2 separate regions of the Homo sapiens genome follow, and region 2 is linked to region 1. A link is a contact called in ENCODE Hi-C or POLR2A ChIA-PET data. All regions are on one chromosome and are shown on one strand. Each heading gives the region's core, a stretch centred on a gene start or an enhancer-like site at or near the end of the contact. The rest is flanking DNA. Distances are from core to core; before and after follow the strand shown.

What was found. Hi-C counts contacts between places; a loop is a spot of excess contacts on that map. ChIA-PET counts read pairs that join two places held with the same protein, here RNA polymerase II (POLR2A).
Region 2: a map with no recorded cell type shows a loop between it and region 1 (1.9-fold over the local background). The contact joins the enhancer-like site here to the promoter of L3MBTL4-AS1 in region 1. A Hi-C loop is called at or near these places in 1 of 168 maps with a recorded cell type or tissue (heart right ventricle) and 1 of 37 single-sample maps with no recorded cell type. POLR2A ChIA-PET finds 5 or more read pairs at or near these places in 1 of 52 experiments (GM12878).

The regions. Positions count from the first base shown.
Region 1 is chr18:6,254,056-6,259,340 of GRCh38, reverse strand. L3MBTL4-AS1 (L3MBTL4 antisense RNA 1) reads right to left here and starts at 2,597. Exons shown (of 3, transcript NR_110765.1): 1 at 2,468-2,597; 2 at 545-687; 3 at 1-181. The region is part of intron 5 of L3MBTL4 (L3MBTL histone methyl-lysine binding protein 4); the gene reads left to right.
Region 2 is chr18:6,313,629-6,318,913 of GRCh38, reverse strand. The region is part of intron 1 of L3MBTL4 (L3MBTL histone methyl-lysine binding protein 4); the gene reads left to right. Among named protein-coding and RNA genes, the nearest start is that of MIR4317, 58 kb to the left of the region's middle. Within about 2 kb of position 2,418, at least 2 of the 41 ENCODE cell types and tissues checked have a DNase peak (open chromatin) inside an H3K27ac peak, as active enhancers do.

The DNA.
Region 1 (5,285 bases), core at 1,348-3,847:
AGTTGCATGTTCATTGCAGCACTATTCACTATAGCAAAGACATTGAATTGACCTAGGTGCCCATCAATGGTGTCATCCTCTTTCCATTGTTGTTCCTGTTCTGTTTCTGACCCTGGTCTGAGTGACTTCTCATGGGTTGTCTCTCTCCCAAATTATTCTTCTGTGGCCTTTGCAGTCCTGCCTGTGGTAAAACAAATTATGCAATTTTCCCAAGAGCTCAACACGTCATTCCCTCCTCCCTGTGGCCAGGTGCACACCTGCTTCCCCCCGGGCACTCTGCCTCCTGGGTGCCCCTGTGCCACGTCCACTTCTCCCTCTGGGTGCAGGCAGGCCTAGCCTACTCCAGCTCCCAACCACTCCTTTCTTACCCTATTTCTACTTGCATGCCCAACCCTCCCTTCTTGGTGATTTATGCAGTCGTAACACTGCTATTTCCACTCTTGCTGCCTCAATAGGGTGTGTGTGCATGTGTGTCTGCTCACACTGTTCACCTCCCTCTGCTCTCTCCCCTCCTCCACCCTCTCCCACCCAGTCCCGTTCTCACCCTGGGACATTTCTTTGCCCATGTGACAGTCCATCCACCTCCTAAGACCTTGGGTGCCTCCATGCCAGGAACCGGTGCCCCCTTTTCAGTTCAACCCATCTGCCTTCGTGACCACACTGGCATAAGTCACAGTTGAACCTCCTCTGCAATGGTAAACTTTAATCTCACCATCTGATTTTGTCCACTGTCTTTCCAGACTTTTCTGTCCCTTATTCTTACAGCACCACTTTTTCTTTTAAGACTTGTAGTTCCTTTGTTGTCTCCCTCCTGGCTTCACATTTTCCCTGGCCAGCTCAGCCCAGTTCCCTCATGTCAGCCATTCTCTTGCCAGGATCTTCAGTCCGTTGCCTCCCTGCTATCCTCTCCCCATCCATGCCCACCGCAATCCCAGCTCCTGACTAATGCGTATTCACTGCCTACCTTCTCTACCCCAGGTGCCAAGCACTGCTGAGTAGGAACCATGAGGCCTTGCAGATAGCTGTGGCCCTGCAGATGCACAGCCTCAGCGTGCAGGCATTGTCTGGCCGTCCTTCTGTGTTGTTAGTCTGGGCTCTCCCTGCTCCCTAGGAAAGCAGGTCTATGCTGGCAGGCATCTTTCCTCCCACCTGAAGCTTTCAGTCCCTTACTGCATGTGGTGAGACCTTCCACTGCCCCCTGCAGACCATCACTCAGCACACCTCTTCCTGCCTCTTTCCCCTGTGGTCCTGGAAGAAGTGTCCCTTCTCTCCAGCCTCCTGCACCTGTGCTCTGCATCCTTTCCATTCCTGCCTTTCTAGAGATCTTACTCCATCAGTTATCTCAGGGCCTGCCTGTAAGCTGACGTTTCTTCTCTTTTGAACATTTCCTTTTAGAGCCCGGCGATGTGGCTCATGCCTCTAATCCCAGCACTTTGGGAGGCCGAGGTGGGTGGATCACCTGAGGTTGGGAGTTAGAGACCAGCCTGACCAACATGGAGAAACCCCGTCTCTACTAAAAATACAAAATTAGCTGGGTGTAGTGGTGCATGCCTGTAATCCCAGCTGCTCCGGAGGCTGAGGCAGGAGAATCGCTTGAACCCGGGAAGCGGAGGTTGCGGTGAGCCAAGATTGCGCCATTGCACTCCAGCCTGGGCAACAAGAGCGAAACTCCATTTAAAAAAAAAAAAAAAAAAAGAAAAAGAAAAAGAAAAAGAAAAAAGAAAAGAACATTTCCTTTTAGAATGCAAATATGCTTAAGTCTGTTCCATCTTTATGAAAAAATAATGTCCCTTGGTTCTGCATTTTCCTCCCTAACTCATCTCCTTAGTCCAGACTGGCTTCTTGAAATTTTAGACTGCATTTTCTCTTTCTGGATTTTTCCAACCTTCTTTCCCACCTCCAGCCTCCGCAACCTGACCTTTGGGTCAGTTCATCCAGCTCCTTAACTGCCTTAACCTGTGCCATTCTGTGTGGTTACGTGTGGGTGTATTTTGTCTCTCGGTGAAATTGTGATCTCCTGGAAGCCTGACTTGGGTTTCTTTCTTCTTGTTTTAGTTCCTCTCTGCCCTCTGGTTCCCGGGAGAGGTTCGTATTGTTTGCTGTGCTTTTACCTGCGCTGCCTCAGTAAGCCCTCCACTGCTTCCCCTCACTGTGTGGAGGCACCTCCCTGACTCTTAGTTGATTTAACTGAAAACAGCAGATAATATCACCTACTTCTCAGGGATTTTCCTGAAGAATTCCACATCGTGTATATCAAGTGTCCAGCGTACTACAGTGCCTGGCATATAGATGACTTGCTTAAATACAAGCGGTTCTCAAAATCACTCTTTCTCTCGTCCCTTGCTTTTCCCACTGCCTTTTCTCAGCCCCTCTTGGTAGCCCTGTGTGCTCTGACCACCGACCCCCTGTTTATTCAGAACACTAGCCCAGCCTGGCCTCGGCAGACCTTGTCCTTGCCACAACTTGCCTTGGTTCGACCACAGTCCTCTATCCTTCCAGCCTGGCCTGCCCACGGCGGGTGTTCCTGTCTTAGTCTCCCGATCTGCACTTAAGAGTGGGTGCCCAGCGGGAAACCCACTGTCCTTGGAGCAGAATCCTTAGTGGGTCACGTTGTTCCCAGCCTCCTCTCTCCTGCCTGATGACTCACCAACTTTATTCACGATGAAAACAGAAGTGGTTCCTCATTTCATCCCCTTTCTCTCTAAACAAGGCACAATCGTGGCGTTCCCACCTCCCCCCACTTTCTTGTCCTGCTCTACCTCCTTCCCCTCTTCATAGCTATTATTATAATCTAGTATGATTTCAGAAAGAAAGACTTTATGTCCTGAAAAGGAAATTCCAGCCTTCTGCAGGATGATAAGGTTGCATTTATTTTTGGGAGGGGCTGGGGGTTGTTGGAGGAACAGAGGCACCTTCCTGGTTTAACCTCCTAATTGTCCTAGAAACAAGACAGCCTTATTTGAACACATTCCTATTCTCTCTTTGTCTTCCTTACTTGAAATCTGAGTAAAGGGAATTCACCCTACCCCAAATTTAAGTTCTTCACCTATGCCTGAATTATATTTTAAAAATGGAATTTTTCTATCTATGCCTATACATTAAATAGAATCTGAAAGACGTGCACATGTGCATTTTGTTTTTGATAGGTGCATTTTGTTTTTGATAGTCTGAATTTGTATTTAGCCCTGCAGGTGCAGGAAGATTGTTCTGTGGAAATTCCTATTTGTTAAAACTCCTTGTGAAACTTTGAGATACCCAGAAGCTTTCCAGCCAGAAGAGTTTAGTCAGATACCAAGTGTTTGTGCTGTGAACATGGTTCCAAATTACTTGACAGTCACTGAGAATACTATCACTGTTTTAATATAGATGCTTCTTAGTACTTTAAATATTAATCATAAGCCAAATGATGACCATGTCTGGCTTTTTAGTACTTTTATAAAATGCAGTGAAATACTTTATGCATTCTGATATGCTTGGAACCAAATTATAGCCTGAGTCTGTGTCCTCTTTTCAATTGCCTAAACTGTTTGCTTGTCTACCTATTCTTTTTTTTTTTTTTTTGCCTTTTATATGTATTTTGTTGCCTTCAGTTTTAAGGTAACTTCACTGGTATTTAACAGTACTCCCAGGGGGAAAAAAAGCATTTTTTGAAAGAATACTGTGTGCATTATATTGAGATGTTTGGTTGGAGTTTAAATCACAAGGCATATCGAGACGAAAGAAGGAACTGTATTTTAAAAATAGAGTGTGGCCTTGTGACATGAAGTCATTTAAGATGATTAATTGCTGGGGCTCTGAAGGGCAGAAAGAATTCCCATTCATGCTCATTTCCCGTAGTTTCTAAAGGTCTAAGTTCTGGGGCAGAATTGAAGATACATCCTGATGTGGTTCAGATGCTTTTCCTACATTTAGAATCTGTGTCTCTGAAATGGTGATTGAAAGTACCAGGGTTGCTGGGAAATAGTTGAGCAGATCTGAAGTCTGGAACCAGACAGTCAGATCAGGACTGCTTTTTAGTTCCTGGTAGGGGTATGAAGCACTTGTAACAGGCTGCTTATCTGCAGTTCCAGCTGGAAGCTGAATGTCAAGTTCAGAGCTCTTCAGAAGGAGGAGGAATTAAAGAGGAAAATGGTGGCATTTGGAATCAAGGGTAGACACGACTTCTTGTTTAGTTAAAGGAAATATGTATTAGAAGTATCCTTGTCTATTTTCTCTGGGAAGAGTTTAGTCATTGGGGGAAAAATATGTGAGTTTATTGTTTTAGACACTAGACTCAGGATTTGTGGAATCAGTTCGGTGATGGCCAGTGAATTATCAAACAATTTGAGAAGTTATTTTAAAAAGTTCTTTCTGTGCAGTCCTGTATTATGAATGGTGTGGGTTCTTTTTCTTTGTTCATAAATGATCTTTGCTGGTCTAAGGTTGCCTAGACCTAGTAGTGTTTTATCTGCTCCGGTACGTGCTTTGTTTTTGTTTCTGAGACCGTAATTCAGTCAGTGGTTAGGATGCACATTAAAATGTTTATTGTGCAGCCAAATTTCTTACTATTAGTAGCTTCTGGGGAAATGAGGATTTTGCAATTGAAATTCTAGCAGAATGGATTCACAGAAAGCCAATAAGAACTGCATTCACTTAACTTATTAAAGTATATTTTTGTTGAGCCCTGAGTTCTGTTTCTCTATTTGAAGAATGCCTCTTGCTACAATCTTGGCAGCAGTTTAGGATTCTAAGTTCAGAATTAATCTATGAAAAATGTTCAAAATAACAAGGAAGTAGTCTCTAAAATGAAAGTTTAAAAATACACAATCAGCCATCCTTCACTGCCATCTTAACTGCAGCTTTGTAGCAAGTTCTGTTTAATTATGTAGGTGATGATTTTCCCCATCAGCCAAACAAATAGATGGCAAAAAAAAAAAAAAAAAAAAAAAGGTGTCACTTTGAAAAAGCGGAATTTGAAGCATGCCTTGCTGCTTGGCCTGTATCCCCATGATGAACAACTGCAGTGAACTGCTGTGTTCTGCTTACTGAAGGCTTCCAAATGTGTATTATTATTTAGTCAGTGGGTTGATTAATGACAAATCCCCTTGAAGGGTAGCCATGTGGCTCTTAATCTGTTTTTGGGTCTTAGACCTCTTTGAATATCTAATGAAAGCTATTGATAATATCCTCAGGGAATTAGGGTATCCTTAGGGAATAATAATATCCTTGGGGAAATGCTTATATCCATTTGCACCCAAAATTTTGTATAAAATTCAAGAGGATTCTAGAACGCCCGAAGACATCAT
Region 2 (5,285 bases), core at 1,169-3,668, 60 kb before region 1:
GATATGTTAAAATGTATCAAGACTTGTTTTGTGGCCTGTTATATGGTCTATCTTGGAGAATGCTCCATATGCTGATGAGAAGAATGTATATTCTGCAGTTCTTCGGTAGAGTGTTCTATAAATATATGTTAGCTTCATTTGTTCTATCATGTAGTTTAATTTCATTGCTTCCTTGTTGACCTTCTGTCTCGATGAGCTGTCTAGTGCTGTCAGTGCGGTGTTGAAGTCCCCCAGTATTATTGTGTTGCTGTTCTATCTCATTTTTTAGGTCTAATAGTAATTGTTTTATGAATCTGGGAGCTCCAGAGTTAGGGGCATGTAAATTTAGGATTGTAATATCCTCTTGTTGGATTGATCCTTTTATTATTATATAATGACCTTCTTTGTCTTTTTTTTTTTTTTTTTTTTTTTTTTTTTTTACTATTGTTGTTTGAAAGTCTGTTTTATCTGATATAAGGATAGTAACTCCTGCTAGCTTTTGGTTTCCATTTGTGTGGAATATCTTTTTTCACCACTTTACCTTGAATTTATATGAATCTTTACATATTAAGTGGGTTTCTAAAATACAGATATTTGGTTTATGATTTTTCTATCCATTCTGCCAATCTGTATCTTTTAAGTGGAGCATTTACACCATTTACTTTCAACATTAATATTGAGATGTGAGGTACTGTTCCAGTCATCATGTTAATTGTTACCTAGATGGTTTGTTTTCTTATTGTGTTATTGTTTTATAGGCCCTGTGAGTTTTATGCTTTCAAGAGATTCTATTCTAGTGCATACTGAGCTTCTGTTTGAAGATTTATAACTCCTTTTAACCTTTCTCGTAGGGCTGGTCTGGGGTACTGACAAATTCCCTCGGCATTTGTTTGTCTGAAAATGACTTTATTTCTCCTTCATTTTGAAATTTAGTTTTGCTGGATACAGAATTCTTGGCTCTCAGTTATTCTGTTTAAAGAGGCTAAAAATAAAATCCCAATTCCTTCTGGCTTTTAAGATTTCTGCTAAGAAGACTGCTGTTAGTTTGATAGATTTTTCTTTATATGTTACCTATTGCATTTTGTCTCACTGCTCTTAGAATTCTTTCCTTCATGTTGACTTTAGATAGCTTGATGACTATATACCTTGGTGATGTCCTTTTTGCAGTGAGTCTCCCAGGAATTTTTGAGCTTCTTGTGTTTGGACATCTAAATCTCTAGCAAGACCAGGGATGTATTCCTCTATTATTCCATCAAGTAATTTTTCTAAACATTTTGTTTTCTCTTCTCCCTCAGGAACACCAGTTATTTTTAGGATTGGACCTTTTACATAATCCCAAGTTCCCTGGAGAGTTTGTTCATTCCTTCTTATTTATTTTTTAAATTTTTGTTTGATTGGGTGAACAAAAGCCTTATCTTCGAGCTCTGAAATTTTTTCTTCTACTTGATCAGGTCTGTTGTTAAAGTTTCCCATGCATTTTTAAACTCCCTAAGTGTGTCTTTCATTTCCAGATGTTCTGATTGGTTTTTCTTTAAAATATGTATCTCTTTATAACATTTTTCATTTATATCTTGAATTTTTTTTTCATTTCTTTATGTTAGTTTTCACCTTTCTCTGGTATCTGCTTGAGTAGCTTAGTAATCAACCTTTTGAATTTTTTATCTGGTATTTCAGAAGGATGTGACTTACATGTTTATAGTTTATTATAGCCTAATTTGGCTCTTAGTGCTTTTAGTACTGAGTAATTTGTATGGGTTCCTTGGTTATAGTGAATCTTTGTATTGTGGCTTTCCCAGACGCCTCTTGTAGTAACAATGTGCTCAGTGTGTGAACAAGTTCAGCATCTCCTATGGGGTTGGAATGGCAGAGATCTCTTGAAGCTTATCTTGTTTCCCCACAGTGTGCATTTATTTATTTATTTATTTATTTATTTTGTACCAGTATTTTATTTATTTACTGGGTTGAATAGTTAAAGCTTCAGGCCAGTATGGGAAGTATCCCTGGGTAGAAACTGGTTGTGGCTAAAGCAGGTGGCTAAATGCAGTACCCAATAGTGGGCAGATGTCCCAGCCCTGACAGAGGTGGCTGGGGGAGCTTTCAGTGAAAAACACTGAGGTCTCATCAGGGGGAAGGGTGGGAGCCACCTTAGTTCTTCTGCCAGGCCAGCAGGAAAGTGATCCAACTCCCAGATGCACTCCTGACCCAATGTTCCAGCTATTCCTATCAGACAGGCACCTGTTTTCATGTCTAGGAATGTTGATGTTCCAAGTAGAGAGGAGTTGTGACCACCTCTTGTGTAAGCCTGAATCTGGAGGGCACTCCTAATGTGAGGATGCTGTCACCCTAAAGTGTTCCAGAAAGGCTGTCTATAGATACACCCATATCAAGCTCTTGTGGGAGAAGCCCCAGCTGTGTTTGCAGTAATGGATAAGAGAGAAAAGAAGTCCCCTTCTCCAAGACCCTTCACGAGCACCAGCATTGCACTAATGCCTCTGCTGAAAGAAACTTCCCGTGAGCAGAATGTTCTGGGACTCAAGGCCTGGTATCCAGACTCTTTTGTCCTATGGGGTGTTCCCTTGATGTGGTGCACTTCCCCTTCCCCTAGGAGTTGGTGTCCCTGAGAGCCAGACCACTGTGAACACTGCTATTCCTCTGGGTGTAGCCACCCCATAGGGCTGCCACATTTCAGGCTGTTGGTGAAGATTATCTGCAAGGGGTCCAGTGATGTGACCTGTCCTTATGTCTCCCAGCAGTAGGCACCGGCACTAGCTCCGATGGGGGTGGCAGGGGAGTGGCATGGACTCCGTGAGAGTGACGTAACTGTTTCCTTATGTCTCCCAGCAGTAGGCACCAGCACTAGCTCCGATGGGGGTGGCAGGGGAGTGGCATGGACTCCGTGAGAGTGACGTAACTGTTTAGAAAGTTCTGAGCTGCAGACAACCTCTGTTGATACCCTTTGGACCCTGAATCTTGGGACTTCCTGTGCTATTCTCATAAAGTATTATGCAAGACTTATGGGTGCAGAATTAATACATAATTAACTATTAATATTTTAAGATTCCAAAATAGGTAATAAAGGCAAAATTTTTTAAAAAATGAGAGTAGGTGGCTGCCATGACATAAGGAAAGTGACAATATGAAGCCACTATGCAGACAGGCTCCACATGAGGGCGAGTGGTTCCCACAGGACGTTTGGTGTCAGTTTCTGACTTAAATCATTGTGTGTGGCAAGGATTTGGCTAGCGTACTGAGTGGTTAAGTTTCAGATAACTAAACTTGCAATATAGTTAAAAAAGCTACAGCATAGTATGGTGTTCAAAGAGGGACCCCAGAATTGTACTGTCTGGTTACTTGCCTGTTGCATAACCTTGGACAAGTTACTTAACCCCTTGGTGTTTCCTCTTCTGTGAAATGAGGGTGACAGTGGTACACATATTGTCGGGCTGTCATAAGTATTAATTGAAAGTGTATACGTAGAGGACTGATAGCTATGCCTGGTACATGAGGACTCAAGTAATGTTAGCTACTATTAATACAATTAAGAAGGATCAATTATTCATGCATAAGTTATCAAAATGCATTCATTTGTAATCATTTATTAATTTATTCAAACATTATGAATTATTAACATCGAGTATCAACTGGATGAATAAATTCTAGGCTGGCAGTATCTTTGAAATAGTGGGAAATCAGTTCAGTGATCAGAAATTTGTATTCGATATTTTGGTGATAAATTCATTTAAGATCTGTGCAGTGTCCTAGAACCAGCAGAAATGTTCTTTCACTGTGCATGTCGTTAGACATAGTGTCCCTCCTGTGAACACCCAGGCCACTCTGTAATTTTTTAATGGCATGTATTACATTTCTTATTCATTTATGTATATTTCTTACCTATATGGTACCAATATGATTTATTGTTTAAACTGGGATATTTTGGGGGAGTGAAAGCAGTGCTGTTAATCCTTATGCCAGGATGAGTGGCAGAAGACAGACGTACCTTGGGTTATCCAGGACATGTGGCTGCTATACTTATCTCCCTTTAGCGGGTGTGTGATTAATCAGCTTCATATTCCTCAAGGTACCTGTGACTATATTGGTGGTTAATAGATGATCATTAAAATGTTTTTGAAAGAATTACCAAATAGCACCTTGACATAGACAGACAGTGAATTATTTTAGTTATTTATAGACTCCTTCAATTTGAAGTATTCAGATGCTTTCTAAGTATCAATCTAATTTATCTCCTTAGTATTTGGCAACATGCAGACAGATAATTCTACTATGAAGGGAAATTAAACTCATTTAGAGGATTAAATTGAAAAATTAGTACACTATTTTCAATTTTTATACAGAAATACAAATCATTTATATGTAGTTATCTATGTTGTTTTTTAAATCTAAAACACTATTTAGAAGCTTCTCTAATTAAAATCACTGAACATCACGTTGTCTATGGTAGGTGGTGCTCGGGCATTGTCACAAAGCCAGAGGACACCGGGCACAGCTCAGTCTAGTTGGTATATACCTTTACTTTCCCTGGATAATGTGTTTCTTTGATGTGTTTTATAATTTGACATTATTCTTTTTTTAACTCTAAAAACTTTATATATTTTTTCAAAGCTCAACAAGGAGACATGTGGCTGATGTGACATTTGGGGCTTCCTGGGAGTAGGCCATATATCATGGACAGTCAGAGTAATCCATGTATTTTGATACCATGCCAAGGACATCAAGTTAGGTTTATTTCAAAAGAAATGTCCTATTCGGTTGAGTAGAATATGCTCTTTGCATTGACATTATAAAGGATTATACAAAATCTCTCTTTAAGTCTGTTTTTCTGTGTGTTAGACTATCTATCTATCTATCTATCTATCTATCTATCTATCTATCTATCTATCATCTGCCATCCATCTGTATAACATTCATCTCCTATGTATTTAATGGTCTCTTGTATTTGATTCCTTTTTTGTCTGGCAGCAAAATCTTACATGGATTGTTTGGTGACTTTTATATTTTTGCTTTATTATTTCTAAATTCAGAGGAAATTCATTATTACCAAATTGTATGTTGAAATTTCTCCTCAGTGTAAAAACTTTCATTTTTTTTTCCTGATATAAAATAATGTGAATTCAGGCTTTCTTGCTGTTTTAAACAAATCAAGGTTATTGAGATAATTGCAGGGATTATCAAGGCAGATCATTTTTGATGGTGAGGAGAAAAATGCCAGTAGCCAGATGATTTCAGTTTGACAAGTCATGGGGTATTATTTGTCGTGAAAGTCAGGCCAGCTTTGGCAGTGCTTGTGT